Linked DNA regions of Homo sapiens: region 2 is linked to region 1. Evidence: chromatin loops called from intact Hi-C (ENCODE). Cell type or tissue: OCI-LY7. All regions are shown on one strand. Links, peaks and the distances in the headings refer to the core of each region. The heading gives the core; the rest is flanking DNA.

Region 1 (8,334 bases), core at 42-8,041:
CCCTCCCTCCCTCCCTCCCTTCCTTCCTTCCTTCTTTCCCTCTTTGTCTCTTGTCTTGTCTTTTCTTTTCCTCTTCTCTTCTTTTCTTTTCTTTTCTTTCTCCTGTAGTGTTTGTCTGGCCTTTTAAATGCTAATGAACACAGTGCGTCTCCAGGAGGAAGGGTCTCCTCTGCAGCAGGCCCTGTGTATTTCACCCTGGGATTTATTGATTTCGCATAGGAAACTTGGGATTTAAGGTTAGAGGTAATTTTGGAGGAAATGTTGGCCTACAAAGTCCAAGTTTTTTAGCCTCATGCTTAAGGTCCCTAAAGACTTGGGCCCTGCACCATTCCATGCCCTTTACATTTACTCTTTGCTCCAGCTGCCCAATGAAGCACAGTTTCCCAATTACTGTGCTCTCTTGTGCCTCCATTCCCTCTGTCAGGGCAAAGGGAACCCTGTTGCCCGCTGGCTGAACTCCTATTCATCCCTCAAGGCCAAGACCAAGTATCACCTCCTCTGTGAAGCTCTCCCTGGCCTTCCTCTGTGTTCCCAGAGTCGCCAGGAGGTTTTTCTACCAGAACATGACCAGAATCTACTGTAAGGAACTGCTGACATATCTGTTCTCCCTTTAAAGTTCCCAGTGTCAAGGTCAAGGCCACATCTTATGGCCGTGTCCCCAGTGACCGATATAGGACCTGCATGTTTATTTGCATAATGTTTATTTGCTGAATAAGGGCATGAAGGAGAGTTAAAATGGAAATGTTTTTTCAGTCTTAAAAACAGTAGCAAGAGGGATGGCCTAGCCTCAAAGAGTACATAAAAGGTCAAAGAATGGGGTGAAAATGGGGATGAGGTGAGGCTCAGTGGGTGCTGCACATAGTATCTGCCTTAATGAAGGTCATAGGCCAGACTCCACTGGCCACTTCTAGGTCCTCCCCTCACAGAGCCTCTAATGGACATTGAACAGAGCTGTCCACTCTTTCCTTCCTGACATATTGACTCCTCTGGGCCTCTAGGATACCACATTCCAGCTCACTGGTACCCCCCCGACCTTGGATCTCCAAATGTTGGAGGGCCCAGGGGCTCAGTCCCTGACCTTTTTTCTGTATTCATTCCCTCTCAAGTGATATCATGGAATCCACTGGCTTTACCTGTCATCTCTCTGTGGATATCGCCTGTCTTGCCCTCGCCACTGAGATCCAGATGCATTTACCCAGCTATCGATCCAAAAGCTCTACTTGGGTGACTAATAGGCACCTGAACTTAACAAGACCAAAGCAGGATCTTTGATTATCCCCTCCCTGAAATGTGTTTCTTCTCTGGTCTTTCCATTTCAGAAAACGGCATCATTACTCACTTAGTCGCTCAAGCCAAAAACCCTTCAGCAGGTTAATCCATCAGTCAGGCCTGCAAGCTGTATTCCTAAACATAGCCTCAATCTACCCCTTTCTGGCCATCTTTGCTATCATGCCACTGTCATCTCTCATCTGGACCACTGCAACAGCATCCAAACTGGTCCCTGTTTCCTTACTTTCCTCCGTAATGCTTCCCATTGCCACAGACCACAGGGATTTGGAAAGAGTGGGGGCTTCAAAGTCAGAAAAACCTGGGTTCATATCCTGGTTCTACCATGTATTATCTGCGTGACCTCGAAGAATTGACTTACCTTCTCTGAGCTTCAGTTTCCCATTCGTAGAATAAGGATTAAAGCAACTAACTTGCTTTGGTGATGAGGTGTCCATGGGGTCTTCTCTTCTACAGTTGAAATAATGAAATGGGGCTGAATTTGAATTTACTAGGAAAACACAAAATCAGACTAAACATTATGGGAGAATTGCATTGGGAAATATGCACGTGGTAAGTCTTGTGACCATCATAATTGTACCTATTATGTGTCATGCCCTGGCTCAGGTGATGCACATATACTAATGTTTGCTTTTTAAAACAACCCCATGAGACACACCCATGTGGGAGACTCAGAGTAGTTAAGTAATTTGTCCAAAGGCACACAGCTTGCAAATAGGAGGGCCAAATTTTGCACCCTGGTTCCCTGACGCTGGAGAAGCCCGTGCTTTCACTTTGTATGGTTAGATCAGATGAGATCAGGCACATTCAGGTGGTGTGACTGTAGCCTGCATGGCTAGATCAACGTACAATACAGCCTCACCCACGTGGAGGCAGAGAGCCCCTGACTTGGAGTTGGACTTGGGCTTGAGTTTAGGCTCCGCTGTTTGTAAAAAATACGCCTCAGCCAAGCCACTAAATCTCTCATAATATCTATTTCCTTGTGAGAGAAAAAAAAAGTGTCAATACAACAGTATTACCATATTGGAAGGTGCGTTTGTCCGTTTTGTGTCACTATAAAGGAATACCCAAGACGGGATAATTTATAGAGCAAAGAGGTTTGTTTGGCTCATGGTTCTGCACTCTGTACAATCATGGCGCCCGCATCATCTTCTGGTGAGGCCTCAGGAAGCTTTTACTCATGGCAGAAGGTGAAGGCGGAGCAAGTGCGTTGGCTGGCCAGGGAGGGTGCAAGAGAAAGAGGAGGAGGTGCCAGGCTCTTCTTAACAATCAGATCTCGCGATAACTAACAGAGTGAGAACTCACTCGTTAGTGTGGGAGGGCGCCAGGCCACTCATGAGGAATCTACCCCCGTGACTCAAACATCTCCCACTAGGCCCCCACCTCCAGCATTGGGAGTCACATTTCCACATGAGATTTGGAGGGAACACACATCCCAACTGTCTCAGGTGGTGTGAAATCAAATGCACTATTATGTGCTAAAGTATCCTGGAAACTATAAACACATAAATGGTTCTTTCCTCGCATAGTATTTATGGAAAATATGAGCCCAGAGAGGCTGCGCTGCTCTTTGGGGCTCAATCCTACTTCTTCGTCGGCTCTTTTACATCCCGAATTACTATGCTGTCCCCATAGTTCCTCTTGTTTTATTGACTTAGTTTCTCTATTAAACTCTCCAGGCTCTCTCCTCCGGTCTCCGTCTTTCTCTCCCACTGCTCCAGCCTCCTGGGAACCCTGCCTAGAGTCCACACTTGGAAGAAAATATCTGCAGCAGCAACTCCCATTGTACATTATGAGTATTCGCACCCCTAGGGAAGACAAGAGTGTTTTTAACCCACATGTAATAGTAAAGATTTTCTCGAGTTCCCATTTCCGGAGATACATTTTTTTACCTGGGACTGGAGTTGGGAGAGGCTGCTACTCTTCGGACCTGCGGCTTCTTCTGCTTCCTGATTCGAGTCCCTGTGATAAAAGGCCCCAACCCATGAGGGGCGGGAGGAGTTGAGCGCAGCGATGCCTGTGGCCAGTTGGGGGCAGCAGAGGGCAGCAGAGCAGGAATCACGAGGTGCTGGCAAAGAGGGCGGGTGGTGCTGCAGCTGCAGTGAGAGGCCCTGGGTGGAACGCGTGGCCACTGGGTCTGCTCTGCCCCAGATCTCCAGGCCACACTTTCTGGACTGGCCTGGATTAGACAGCAAAGACGTGGGAACTGCTTCCAGAAGGCCAGTGGAGAGAACATGTCGGTAACAGTGTGACAACATGGTGGTTCCAAGTGACAGACTCAATTTGAACCAGACAAGGCAAAAAGAAGACTATGGCTCACGGAGCCCGGGTTTCAGGGACAGTTGCAACCAGGAACTCCAATGCTATCAGGACCATCTCCCTCCTCTCTCCGTGTTGGATTTATCCTTTCCGCCTGCAGATTTGTTCCTTCCAGGGACCGGAACCACTGCCACCAGCAACTTTTGGCTCAGATGTTCTGTGATCTGTTGTTTTCCCTCAGTTCTGATGGGACAAACCTCAGGGGAGGACCTTCCATAGTCTCAGCGTAGTGCAGTCATGCTCTCCCCTGTGGCTGGGGGTGGCGTCCTCTGACTGGCAGCCAGGGCTGCATCCGGAGCACTCTCCAGGTGAAGGGCTCTCTCTGTGGAGGAATAGATGGGCGCCATTCACATCAACACAGCCTGCGGCGGTGTCCAACACCTTCCCTTCGGCACAACGGCACCAGCCTATGTCTCTGATTTGTGAACTGACTTTCAGAAATCAGGGTGGCAACTTCACCCACCCCTACTCTTCCTGAAATGAAGGGACAGTGTCCTAGGAGGACCGCAGCGTGTCTCTCCATCTTTTTTTGTTTGTTTGTTTTTTGAGACGGAGTCTCTCTCTGTCACCCAGGCTGGAGTGCAGTGGTGCCATCTCGGCTCACTGCAACTTCTGCCTCCCGGGTTCAAGCGATTCTCCTGCCTCAGCCTCCTGAGTAGCTGGGATGACAGGCGCGCGCCTCCACGCCCGGCTAATTTTTGGATTTTTAGTGGAGACAGGATTTCACCATGTTGGCCAGGCGTTTCTCCTGACCTCAGGTGATCTGCCCGTCTCGGCCTCCCAAAATGCTGGGATTACAGGCATGAGCCACCGCGTCTGGCTGTGCCTCTCCATCTTAAATTCACCTCTCTGCCGGTTGCCTTGGTGAAAGTGGATTCAAGGAAGGGGTCATCATGAGAGAGTGCCTGAGCTGAAGGGCAGGAGAGGAGAGGAGGGGTCTGAGCACCTCAGCGAGGCCTCAATTAGGATCAGCAAATAAGAGATTGTTGCAAATGTTCTGCAAGATGCATTGTATAGAGCGATTCACTGTGTGCCTGACATTTCCTGATAGCCCTGAAAGCTAAGCAGGGGCTGCTTAGCATTGCAATAAATGTCACCACCTGAACATTATTAGTGGTGTCTTCTGACCTGCCGGGTTATCTGGTGAGTCAAAGATGACGGGGTCGGGGGGGGGGATCTGTGGAGATTTTAGGAGATCCGAGTAGTGTCCTGGAGCCCCCAGAGGAGGAGGCAACAAAGGATGGGGAGAGTGGTGCCACACACATCTGGGTGCAGGATCTGCTACGAGTCTGGTGGTTGGGGAGGCGTGGGGAGACAGGACTGAGGGACCTGGCCAGAACTTCGGGCAGCTTTTACCCAGATTCCTTACATGTGTAAAGCATTCAAATGCACCACCTTGTTTGACCCTACCAGCCTTTGGTTCCATTTTACTGTTGAGGAGACTGAGAGAGAGAGAGAGAGAGAGACAAAGACTTGTTTAGAAATCCCAAAGTCAGTCAGCAGAGTTAGGACTGGGACTCAGGTTTCCTGGTGCCCAAACCAGGCCACTCTTTGTTCTCTGGAGGGTGGAACAGAGGCAGCTGGAACAGGAAAAAAAAGAAGGCAGCTGCTGGGACACAAGCATAGACATCTGGGGATGGAGGTCATCCAGCAGGCGGCACCCGGGTCCAGGCCTTGCAGCACACTGCAGGGTGCGCAGGGGAGCTCTGTAAAGTGAGTCCCTGGGGCTGCCACACTGAGAATTCCCCATTGCTGAATGCCCTTGGAGCAAATGGGTGTGTATTGACTTTTCCTGCGGATGATTGCATCCTGCCTTTGGGCACCTTCTGCACACCCAGGTCTATCTCCTGAGCTCCAATCTACATCTGCATCTGGAACATCCCCATTAGAAAGCCCGCAGGCAGCTCACACTCCCTACCTCTCAACCTGTCCACTCTTCCTCCATTCCCCCAAACTGCCCCTTCTCTGGGGTCTGCCCTCTCTGTGAAAGGCATCTCCCCCAAATCATTCAAGTCAGAAATCTGAGCATTGCCCTCAAGCTCCACTCCCCGTCTGCCCTAAATCCAGTTAATCATCAAGTCTCCTGGATTCCTCTTCCTTAATATCACTCAAATACACCCTGGCACAGGTCCCATCCTGTGCCAGGTAAGCCAGACCATGGAAGCTGGAAGGGCTTCTCCAAGCAAACTTCTTCCCAGGAGATGGCAGGGGTCTCCACTTGCCGGTGCTGAGGTTGAGGCACGAGGAGAGATGCACCCACTGGGGAGGGGGCAGCAGACTTGGCATCCTTTGATGAGGGAAAGTGAGCACGGAACAGAACTGTTGACAGACTCCAGGCTGCTATATTGGGAAGATTTGACAACACACACAAGGAGAGAGTGAGGGTGCGTTGATGGCTGGTGAGAGGCGCGGGGGCCAGCTGGGGACGTGCTGCCACCACCCACGCAGGAGGAAGTTGGGAACAGATTGCTTGGGACCTATGCCAGCCTCCTGAAGAGCCATCCACTTCCTTCCCTCTCTCCTGGCTCTGGCACCTGCCGAGCAATCGGGGAAGGGGCTGCCTGGTTGTAGCCAGTCTGGCCAGCGACATGGGCTGTGAGGGTGTGTGCTGGGATGAGAATCTAGCTTTGCACGGAGGAGCCTCTGCCATTTGGCCTGATTCCCCCACCCCATCCCTTCCCATCCAACATCAGTCTGCATCTTTCTATTCCCATCCTGTCTCTCTCCCTTTCCTATCTCCCACCCGTATTTATCAGTACAGGACATTTCTTCAAGTTTTGTTTGTTCCTGTCTTACCTTGAGTGGACGAGGAAACAAGAGAGTGAATTTTATTTATTTTAGTGTTTGGGGTGATAATTAATCATACTCTGACTCGCCTCCCCGTCCCCCAGCTGATTAGGGACCAACTAAACAATTACATAGGAATGGGGCAGATGGAGTTCAAAGTATCAACTTTACCATTAATACTATCAATACCAGTTAATACTATCTAGAACCATCTGTGCAGTGAGAGGGGATTCCTGGCTACAGTCATGGAGAATGTGGCTTGGAAGTGTGGTCATAACTGGGCCTCCAAGACCTCCTTCTCCACACTTAGCATCCAGAAACAAGCAGAACTGGACAACAGCAGGTCTCTCCCAGGGGGTAGTCTCAGGGGCCAATCCACCTTGCACGTTCCTTCTCCCCAGTCTCCCATCAGATGAATCATTCCCTATTGCGTCAATAGGGATCTTTCTACTTCAATACCCCTGGACACATGTAGGATTGCATTTCCTGACCCCACAAGGTTGAGCAAGACCTGGCTGTAAAGTAAAAATGTAAATGATTTCTAAGTATTAGTATCTTCCTCCCTGCCCAGATGATATAGAGAAGTTGAGAGAACAGTGATTAGACTCCCACATCACTGACTAGGAAATAAGAAAATGAGAAATAGCCTCCTTTGAAAGGGCTAGAAGTGAGAGTTCAATTCATTGAACACGTGCTGGTGGCTTGGAGAGAATTGAAACTGGCCATCTTTAATTCCTCTGATTTTAATTTATTTATTTTAGGGACTGTTCTGCAACACCACTTCATTTATTCCCACCCTATCTCCTGGAGTCCTCTGAAATGGGATCTCTATTCTCACTGGACCAGCTCTGTCTCCTAGGGCAGGGAGTGTGGGGAAGATAATAGATTCTAAGAGACTGGCAAGTTTCTGCCCTTCCTCCATCTTCTCTTCCCCTCTGTGAAGAGCATTAGGAGTACATCTGTGAGGGACCCAGCACGTGGGATGGGCTGAACTTGTCTTGTTGGCCCCCCATCTTCCTGCCTGGGTCCCCTTTGGCTCTCCCTGCCTCAACTCTCTCATTGTCGCCTGGCCTCCTTCTCAGTTCTCCCCATCACATGCCCACCCGGCTTCCTGACCTGGCTGGAATCTGAGTATGTTCACAATGACCTATTCTCTGGAAAACTGCTGGTGCTGGTGAGGTCGGTGATCACCTGCTTCGTAAGCTTTTTTTTTTTTTTTTTTTTTTTTTTTTTGGAGAGGAGTGCAATGGCGCGATCTTGGCTCACTGCAACCTCAGCCTCCCGGGTTCAAGCGATTCTCCTGCCTCAGCCTCCTGAGTAGCTGGGATTATAGGCACCCACCACCATGCCTGGCTAATTTTTGTATTTTTAGTAGAGACAGGGTTTCACCATGTTGGCCAGGCTGGTCTTAAACTCCTGACCTCAAGTGATTCGCCTGCTTCGGTCCTCCCAAAGTGCTAGGATTACAGGTGTGAGCCACCACGCGTGGCCAGCCAGGCACTTTTGTCCCTCATGCCTCTCAGTGACAAGGGGTCTTAACTGCCATTCAGAGACCTGGGACAAAGTCCAGCGATGAACGAGTTCCTGGGAGGAAGGACTTGAGCAGAACTTGTTGATGGCATGTGTGTTGGGGGTGGGGCCACAATCTGTGAAGACCCCTAAGCTGACCAGTTAATAGTATCTAGAACCACCCGGGCAGTGAGAGGGGATTCCTGGACTTAGGGTATTAGAGTCAGATGTCTGACCATGTTTTGACTCTGACAGTTAGTAACCGTATGACCTTGGGCAAGCCCGTTCACCTTGTGGGGCGTCATTGTCCCATTGTGCAATGGGTGCCTGTGGCCCAAGTGACTCCCTGCAGGGTCCACCGATGAGAGCATGGCTGAGAGGAGCCCTGGAGCGCCAGATGCTCTGCAATTGCCATTGACACTAGGGACTGGC
Region 2 (8,334 bases), core at 50-8,049, 96 kb before region 1:
TTTCCTTTGTTAGCTTTGACAAAGCAAGTGTCTGTGTTGGGAGGCCCATGTGGCAAAGAGCTGAGGGCAGCTTCTAGCCACCAGCCAGCAAGAAATCAAAGCCCTCAGTCCTGCAACCTCAGGGAATTGGATTCAACCAACAAATATGTGAGGCTGGGAGTAGATCCGTCCCCAGTCAGCCTCCAGGTGAGAGCCCAGTCCTGGCTGGCATCTTTACTGCAGCCTTGTGACACTTCTGGTCCACAGACCCCATGAGAGAATAAATGTGTGTTGTTTTAAGCTGCTGAGTTTGTAGTGATATGGTTACACAGCAATAGATGAATATAGTGAGGAACAGTCTGTAAAGCACTGAGTCCAGTGCTGGCATGTGGAGGTGCTCTGTAAGGAGTTGTGTTATTACTGTTGTATTGTTAGTCTGCTGATTACTTGCCTAATGCTGTGTGGGGCCTGGCTTTGCCCTGCCCCGGTCCCTAGTGGGGCCAGGTTCCATGGCTCTGACTAGCCCTGCTGGTTCTCATACCCTGGTACAGAAAGAAAGATTCTATGACTCAAACACACACACACACACACACACACACACACACACACACACACACACACACACCCCAGAGCCTTAGGCCTTGGTCTCCCAAGGATTGATATCCCAGCCCAGTCCACATGATTCTGAATTGCACCAGCTGGCTGCATGGACCTAGAGATTGCTGGAGTTTTGAAAGCAGCATCGGTGCACTTTGGAGCAACATTCTCCTTAACCATAAATGAGAAAATCACTCACTGTATGTCTCTTCTCTTAGAGGAGTCGGAAGGAGGGAGGATGAGTGGTTGAAGATGGGCAAGTACAGGTGGGAATGTGTGTGGGAGAAGGAGTTTCTGTAGCAACTCGGGTGGCCCAAGGACCCATTACACAGGAGAGGGAGGCAGAGATGGGGCAGGCACAGGGGTTTCTTACCACGAACCAAAGCTAAGAGATGCAGAAGCAGAGAGACCTATAGACAAAGGACAGAGAGAAATGGAGAAACACAGAGACAGAGAAGCAGATGGAAGGAGGGGGAGAGAGGAACAACCAGAAATAGGTCAGAACAGAGTGACACACACTGTGTATATGCGCGTACAGTGACATGCACAGGAAGACACAGGGACACACGACTGACAGGGGACAAAGACTCACTCAGAGAGAGAAACTGCAGAGACACAGACGTGGGCACACACTGACATAGAACCCAATTCACACAAGGAAACACAGACATGTGAACCCAGACTCAGAGGCAGCACAGCGAGAAATGCAACCAGACACACAGAGAGGCACATCCACACAGAGAAACAAACGTGTGTGTGCATGTGTGAAACACATACACACACATCCACCCACTAGGGAGTGGAGCATGTGCAGAGACAAGGCCAAGCAGCAGTGCACTATTCCTGGGCACAGGGCTGGCTGAGCTAGGCTGGCCCACCCCAGTAAGTGGCTGCTCTTTCACATCCCCTCCAGATGGGGCTGCACAGTGGGGGATGGGAGCATTTCTGGGTGATGAATGGGGGCTCAGAGACCTGCTTCTATTCCTGGGCCAGCTGACCCACACCCCACTGTGGAAGGTTCCTGGTTCTGTTGGTGGAGGTTTGTTGGGGAGGGGCTCGAAGGAGAGGAGGGTGAGGTGCAGGGTCAGCGTGGGCCTATCCATGGCTGCCAGAGGCCGCCCCCACAGTCCTGCTGCTCCTGTGCCCCATGCAAGGGCCAGACATGAATGTTGGTATCCGTCCCCACCCTGCTACATTCCCTGCATAGACACCAGGAGGCCTTCTCTCAGGCATTGCCTCCTGAGGCTCTTTAGAGGCCACTGTACCCAGAAATGAGGCCCCTGGGTGACCCCAGGACAAGCCTCAGTGCCCATGCTTAGCAACAGCACCTTGAGGGGCTGGCGTCAGGCTTAGGGTGACTCTGTAAATCAGAGCATTTTAATGCATAAAATCTGGAAACACGAGTCTATGAATTGTAATCGAGCATGACGAAATCTCATCAACAGAAGTAAATATGAAATGCGGGGCGATGGGGAGATGCACAGATGTGGTTTCTGCATCCTGACCCCACACCCCAGCTCTGGCTCACAGCTCCACCCACAGATTTATTCTCTGCACACAAGAAATTAGCTCGAAGTATTTCTGTTGGTTCAGCTCAGCTGCTGCACTCTTCCTGTCTGTCCCTCGAGGAGCTGGAACATTCTCCTGCCCTCCACCTTCAAGGCATGAGCCATCTTAACTTTGTTGTCCATTGAGGCATAGACTTTTGGCTGGAAAACAGTCTGGAGAGGCCAATTTCTCTGCAACAACTGCAGACCTGGAGCTAGTAATAGTGGGCATCTGTTTACCATCTGTATCTGTGCTAAATGTTATTCCTGCCCCACTTTCTTGCAGGCCTTCTCAGAGCCTTTGCTCTGCTAATCTATAATGCAAAATTCCAAGGAGGGCTGAAGCAGGCAGGGTTTCACAGACTTATTTGGCCATAGGCAACTTTCTAGCCATAGTTCATCTTGGCCTCAGCATCTCCTGGGCTAATATTCCATTTGGATAATGTTGGTATGAGGCCTGTAAGCTCATTACCTGATTGCAAGGCCATTTGGGTCCCAAACAGGACCTCAGCCCAACTTGGGGGCAGAGGTGTCTCAGCCTTCGGACCTCCTTTTGGAGAGAGCAGTGACTTTGTAATCTCATGACAGGTTGGGGCGGGGAGATGCCAGGGAGTGGCTTCTTCTAAAGAGCAGGAGTGAGCTCTGTCCCTAGTTAGGCTGATCTTGCCTTGGAGTGAGTCATACCAGTGTGTGTGTGTTCATGCGTGTGTACATGCACATATGTGTGTATGTGCACATGTGAGCCATGTACAATGATAACTCAGCACCTCTGAGATGCAGACCAGATGCTGCATGTGGCATGTGGTGGAGAGTACAGGACCCCATCTTGGGAAACGCCCATCGGCAGGAGAGCTGAAATCCTTACATTAAAAAGTCCTTGGTCTGATGGAGTTCTGGACTTCAGGGGCCCCAATCTTTATTTAAGGAACCTGCAATCCCACTGGGAAGAAAACAGCCCACAGAAAAGCACACTCATGGACATACACACATGCATATATGCACCCCAATATACAACCACATGTACATATAGACCCAGACATACGTGTGTGTGATATATGTATATATATATATATAAAATACACTGTGGAGTGCAGAATTCTAAGATGGTTCCCAAGAGTCCTACCCCCTTGTGTACATGCCCTGTATAATCTCCCCTTAAGTGTGGGTGGGACCTGTGAACAGGATGGGATATTACTCTTGTGACTAGGTTATGCTTTATGGCAAAGGTCAAAGAATTTTTCAGATAAAATTGAAGTTCCTGATCATTTGACTTTGAATTAATCAAGAGGGACATTCTCCTGGGTGGGCCTGGCCTAATCAGATGAGCTGTTAAAAGAGGCTCTGGAGGTCAGAGAGAGAGTGTCTTCTGCTGCCCTTGAAAAAGCTGCCATGAGGGCTACAGCTATAAGGAAACATGATCTGCCAACAACCACGTGAGCTTGGAAGAGGACCCCAGGCCTCAAATTTGATTGTAATCCTGGCCAACACTTTAACTGTAGCCTGTGAGACCCTAAGCAGAGGACCAGCTAGGCTGTGTCTGGACTCCCAACCCACAGAAATTGTAAGATAATAATTGGGTGTAGTTTTCAGCTAAGTCGCGTTGATTTGCTATGCAGCAGTAGAAAACTAATGCGCAAGCATTCCATTCGGTGAAAGTCACAAATATACCCGAAGATATCCACATGTACATAGGTGTATATACATGCAGACATTCACATACTTCCATTTACATGTACACCACACTCACTATACTTATATTTACATACATAAATATGTATACAGACATAAGCACATATGCATTCTTAGGTACACACACACACACACACACATATATACACACACGCATCCATCCATAAACACAGAGGCATGTAAACAATCTATACATCCACATTTACATGAATATTCAGGCACAGGTATATGCACATATTATACACATAATCATAATGAGGACAAACATTTATTGAATGCTTTCTATGTGCCAGGCACTTGCCTAAGTTCTTCATATTAACTCACTTAATTGGTAATCCTATAGACGTGCGCATGTGTGATATATGCAGCCGACCTGCATAACACCGAACTTCTGCAAAATACTACACCACCATATACTGCAGGGGCACGAAGTGAAGAGCTCTCAGCTGGGTCAGTTTCTCAGGGAGGTTTCTGGCAGAGTGTTTTTCTTTTTTCCTTCCTTTAGTGCCTGACTGGTGGGTAAGTCCAAGCAACTTCACTCTCCTTCCCTCTGCCAGGAGGGGCCTGGAAGCCACCCACATGCGGACTGCAGTCTTTCCACTAGGTGGTGCTAGACTAGCATCTGTGGGCTTGATGGGTGGAGTCCTGGCCGGCTCTGGGGAGCAGAGCTTAACCATGGATGAAGAATAGATACAGGAAAGAAAAAACTTCTGGCCATAACACCCCCATTCCCCATCTGTTCAATATATTCTTGGAGCCCTAGGACCATTGGTGTCTACCTCAACCAGGAGCCAAGCCTCAGGTGACAGTGCTGACCAGGTGCTGGCTTTGCTTGACACCCTGCTGAGGACATCCAGATTTTATTAATTTATTTAACAAACCCTTATGCACCATATCGTGTGGCCTAGCCACTGTTCTAAGTTCTTTACAAATATTAATTCATGTAATCCTCGTAACCATCCTATGACATAGTTACTATTATTATTACCATTTTACAGATGAGAAAACTGAGGCACAGAAAGGTTAGGTAATTTGCCCAAGCTCACACAGCTAATAATTGATGAGAGGGAAGGAGACAGGGCAAGGATTCTTCATCCCATTTTAGAGATGGGGAAAGTGTATAGCCCAGTACCAATCCCAGAGAGTCAGTGGAGGAGCCTGACCTTGAACTCAGAACTTAAGTTTAGCGCAGGGCATTTCTCCCTGGGCCCTGAATTGTATGGAGATAAAGGCTGAGGCTGCTGTTGAGTTGGGGGTTGTGACAGGAGCAGGAGACACCCTCCTCGGCATGCTCCAATGACCCCTAGGATTTGGAGCTCAGGAAGCAACTTCCTGGTCAGTGGGGATCTCTTTGGGTTTTCACCTGGATTCTACATAAAGGAATAAAAGGTAGGGCCAGCTCCCAGCTGATGCCCAGCCACGGGTGAGTCTGTAGACTCAGATGCTGGAACGGGCCTTTTACAAGATACACAACCCATTCTACACTCAATTGCGTCCTATAAATCAGGTTAACCTTTTCAACGTGGCTCGGAGAAAATTAATTACTCATATCGGAGCACATGACCTTTTTCCTGGGCAGGATGAAATGAGCTGCTCTGAAGCACTGGGCTCCTTATTCTCCACACTGCAGCATCCTAGCCTTTAGGTACCCATCCAATGACCTACACAATCAACCAAGGATGGCAGTTACCTGTGTACTTCCCAAGGGTGACCATAATGGGCTATTCAATGCTCCTCCCAGGGACTGGGTCCTCCTCATTGGGGCTGATGATGGGAAAGGAGCACCTCCTTGGTCCTCACAAGCTCTGGCTTCGCTGGGCAGAGGGAGGGAAAAAGGGAAGGGAGAAGCATTTGAAGGGTTCTTTATTCCCTGGGAGAGTTTTTTTTAGAAACCAAAGAGAACCCCCACTGGGTTTTACATGGTAGGTTTGCCACTCAGGGAAAACCCCTACCTCACCCCACACTCTGACAGCATCCAACTAGCTAACCAATATTGACTAATTGGTCCATCCAACCATCCAAGCAACCAACCCATCACCCACCTAACCGACCAGTAGAAAACCATGCAGAAAGTCTGTATTAAATTCTTTGTGCAGCCTTGGGAATGTGGGTGAAAAAGAACACAGGTCCTGCCCTCTAGGGGCTTATAGTTCAGTTGGAAACAAAAAGTGTAAAGCAGGGAAGAAGATTGTGTAGAATCATTGAATAGGTAAGGGCAGGCTCTGGATTAATCTTGGAACTTGTCTGTTCTTGTAGGGATTGGGTAGCTTCTGTCTTTTCAGTACCTATAGTTGTCAGCTGCTGGCAACAGAGGGTGGGTTATTCAGTAATGTGTAGTTGTCCCTAACTATTATCTCAGCCACTTATGCATGTCCTGGTCCAGGGTTTTGCCTTTCAATTTGGACAGATTTTCTACTTGAATCCTGGCAGTCCTTAGGCAAGTTACCTAACCTTTGATTTTGTTTTCTTATCAAAAAATGTGTATAACAAAACCTACCCACAGGGCAGCTGTGAGCATTCAGTAAGATAATGCTTGCAGAGTGCTTAGCACAGTGCCTGGTACATAGTAAGTGCTCATTAAATATCAGTTATAATAATTATTATTATCAGTTGCCAGAATGATTCATGGCAAACCAGTGAACACAGTTCTTAACCCAATGCTGGCGAAAGCATGTGTTTTAAAGTAAGTGCTCTCAGGGATACATTGAAAGTTTTCTGTCAGTCAGCTTGCTTTTAGGGATTCTGAGGCTGAGAGGTCTTTGTCTGTCTTGAAGCATGTATGGTGGAGGGGCCTGAACCAATGTGCTTGTGCTCCTAGCTGTAAGCAGGACCCTGAGTCTCTCACCGTTTTGTTTCATCTAAGGGAAGGACATTCAGTGATCGGACCTCTGAATGCGAGAAGCCTTTCTTCTCATTCTCGCCATGGTCTGGGGCTCTAGATCCCATTAACAGGATCACCTGCCTGGGAGGGCATGAGTGACTGTTTCAACCCAGTTATCTGTGGTCCCCAATCTGGGAGATTTCTTAGATGGTGATATGCAGGAGGGTGGGGCTGGGGTAGGTGGAGACGAGGGGCTGAATGAAGCCAGAAGACTCTGTGGACCGCAGTCTTCAATGGGGAAGAGATGCTGTTACGGGCAGGGTATGGGATGGTGGGCGCCAAATTCTAGGATGGAGGCAGCCAGGTGAGAATGGGGCTGTGGGGGACAGCATCCAAGGCTTCTCTAAGCTGTGGAGGGTACGAGTCTAATGAGGAACTAAGGGTGCTCTTGGGGATGGGGCTCATAAGGTGCGCTCCCCCAGGTCCCATCCTCAGCCCTGGTGATCCCACGGTTCCTGTAGCTTTGGCATCACTCACCTTACGATGACTCTGACACAGACTGACCCACCATCAGCTGCATTCTTGAGTTCCAGGCCTGCACATCTGAGTCCAGCAGGACACCACACCTGGCTGGCTCGGGGCGCCTCACTCACCAGCCCGATGCTGACCTTTGTCCTTTAGACTCGTTTGTCTGAGAACTGCCAGGCATACCCGAAGGGTGGGTTTCTGTGTGACTCCGCCTCCACGGCCATTCATCACTGATTGGACCAGCTTGGACAACTGACTCAAGTGTGGTCACTCAGATTTCTCTCCCAGTCTTGGAAATGATTGATACTGGTCAGTCTGGGGTGCTCTTTGAACTGAGGCACTCTAAGCTCAGGAGTGGAGGCAGCCATCTTTGGTTAGACCTGTGCATGTAGAAGCTGAAAGAGAAGGAAGGGGAGATAGAAAGAAGACAGAGGGAGAAGGTCAGGGCTCCCATCAGTTTTGCAGTCCTTTTGAGGCCGGGTTCTGGTCCTGTCCTGGGGTTTCATAAAACACTCCTATATCTGATAACACTCTGCTTTTAAAAAATCCTGTGCGTGTCCTTCAGGTTCTGTTTCTACCCATCCAAAACCCTTTCATGCCGCTGTTAGGAGAGGCTCCTGCCCTTGCCAGCACTGGGAGGGGAAGGAGGATGAAGGGGCCAGGGACAGAAAGAGACAGTAACGGAGGCCCAATCAAATGTGTGTGACAGGGTGTTTTACAAGGAGTGTGAGTAGGACAAAGAGATCAATAGTCTGTGGGTCATGTTTGTGTGTGAGACATGGACACACACACTGACAGAGAACTAGTGAGTGAGAGAGAGACATAAAGTTGATCAATGACACACACCTACGTGCAGAGGGAGAGAGAACAAGGGAAAGGCAAGATACGTGCCCCCAGCAGAGGGAGCAGCGAGGAGACCCACGGAGGACACCACTGGGGCACGCAGAGAATAAAAGTACGAGGTTTTCCCCATTGCCCACTGGCCCCAGAGGCTGCCCGCCTGCTACCTGTGGGGATTGAAGTGTCTGTAGATGGCCAGGCTATAGCAGGTGACTCAGACAGACCCTGCGCCTGTGCCTTTCTGCCTCTGTGGCCACAGGGCCCAGCTGGGCAGAGGTCCACTTCCAGTCTGGGGAATTTTTCTTCTCTCTGGCTGCCTCCTTCCCATCCACC

The links. A loop is a pair of places that touch in the nucleus more often than their neighbours do. Peaks named below come from ENCODE experiments on the same cell type or tissue, not always from the same donor. Only the 100,000 strongest peaks of a DNase experiment are listed, where the experiment ranks them.
Region 2: it touches region 1 in a loop (2.0-fold over the local background); 2 of 110 quality-filtered maps call a loop at or near these places.

The regions. Positions count from the first base shown.
Region 1 is chr1:36,700,568-36,708,901 of GRCh38, forward strand. LOC107984941 (a long non-coding RNA gene) reads right to left here and starts at 1,754. Exons shown (of 3, transcript XR_001737977.2): 1 at 1,649-1,754. RefSeq lists an enhancer at 3,242-3,331. In OCI-LY7, for the core only: CTCF peaks have their summits at 3,289 (motif pointing right), 3,491 and 5,229 (motif pointing right); a DNase peak (open chromatin) is centred at 3,324.
Region 2 is chr1:36,605,027-36,613,360 of GRCh38, forward strand. No RefSeq gene overlaps it. Among named protein-coding and RNA genes, the nearest start is that of CSF3R, 130 kb to the left of the region's middle. In OCI-LY7, for the core only: CTCF peaks have their summits at 4,413 (motif pointing right), 4,634 and 8,042 (motif pointing right); a DNase peak (open chromatin) is centred at 4,435.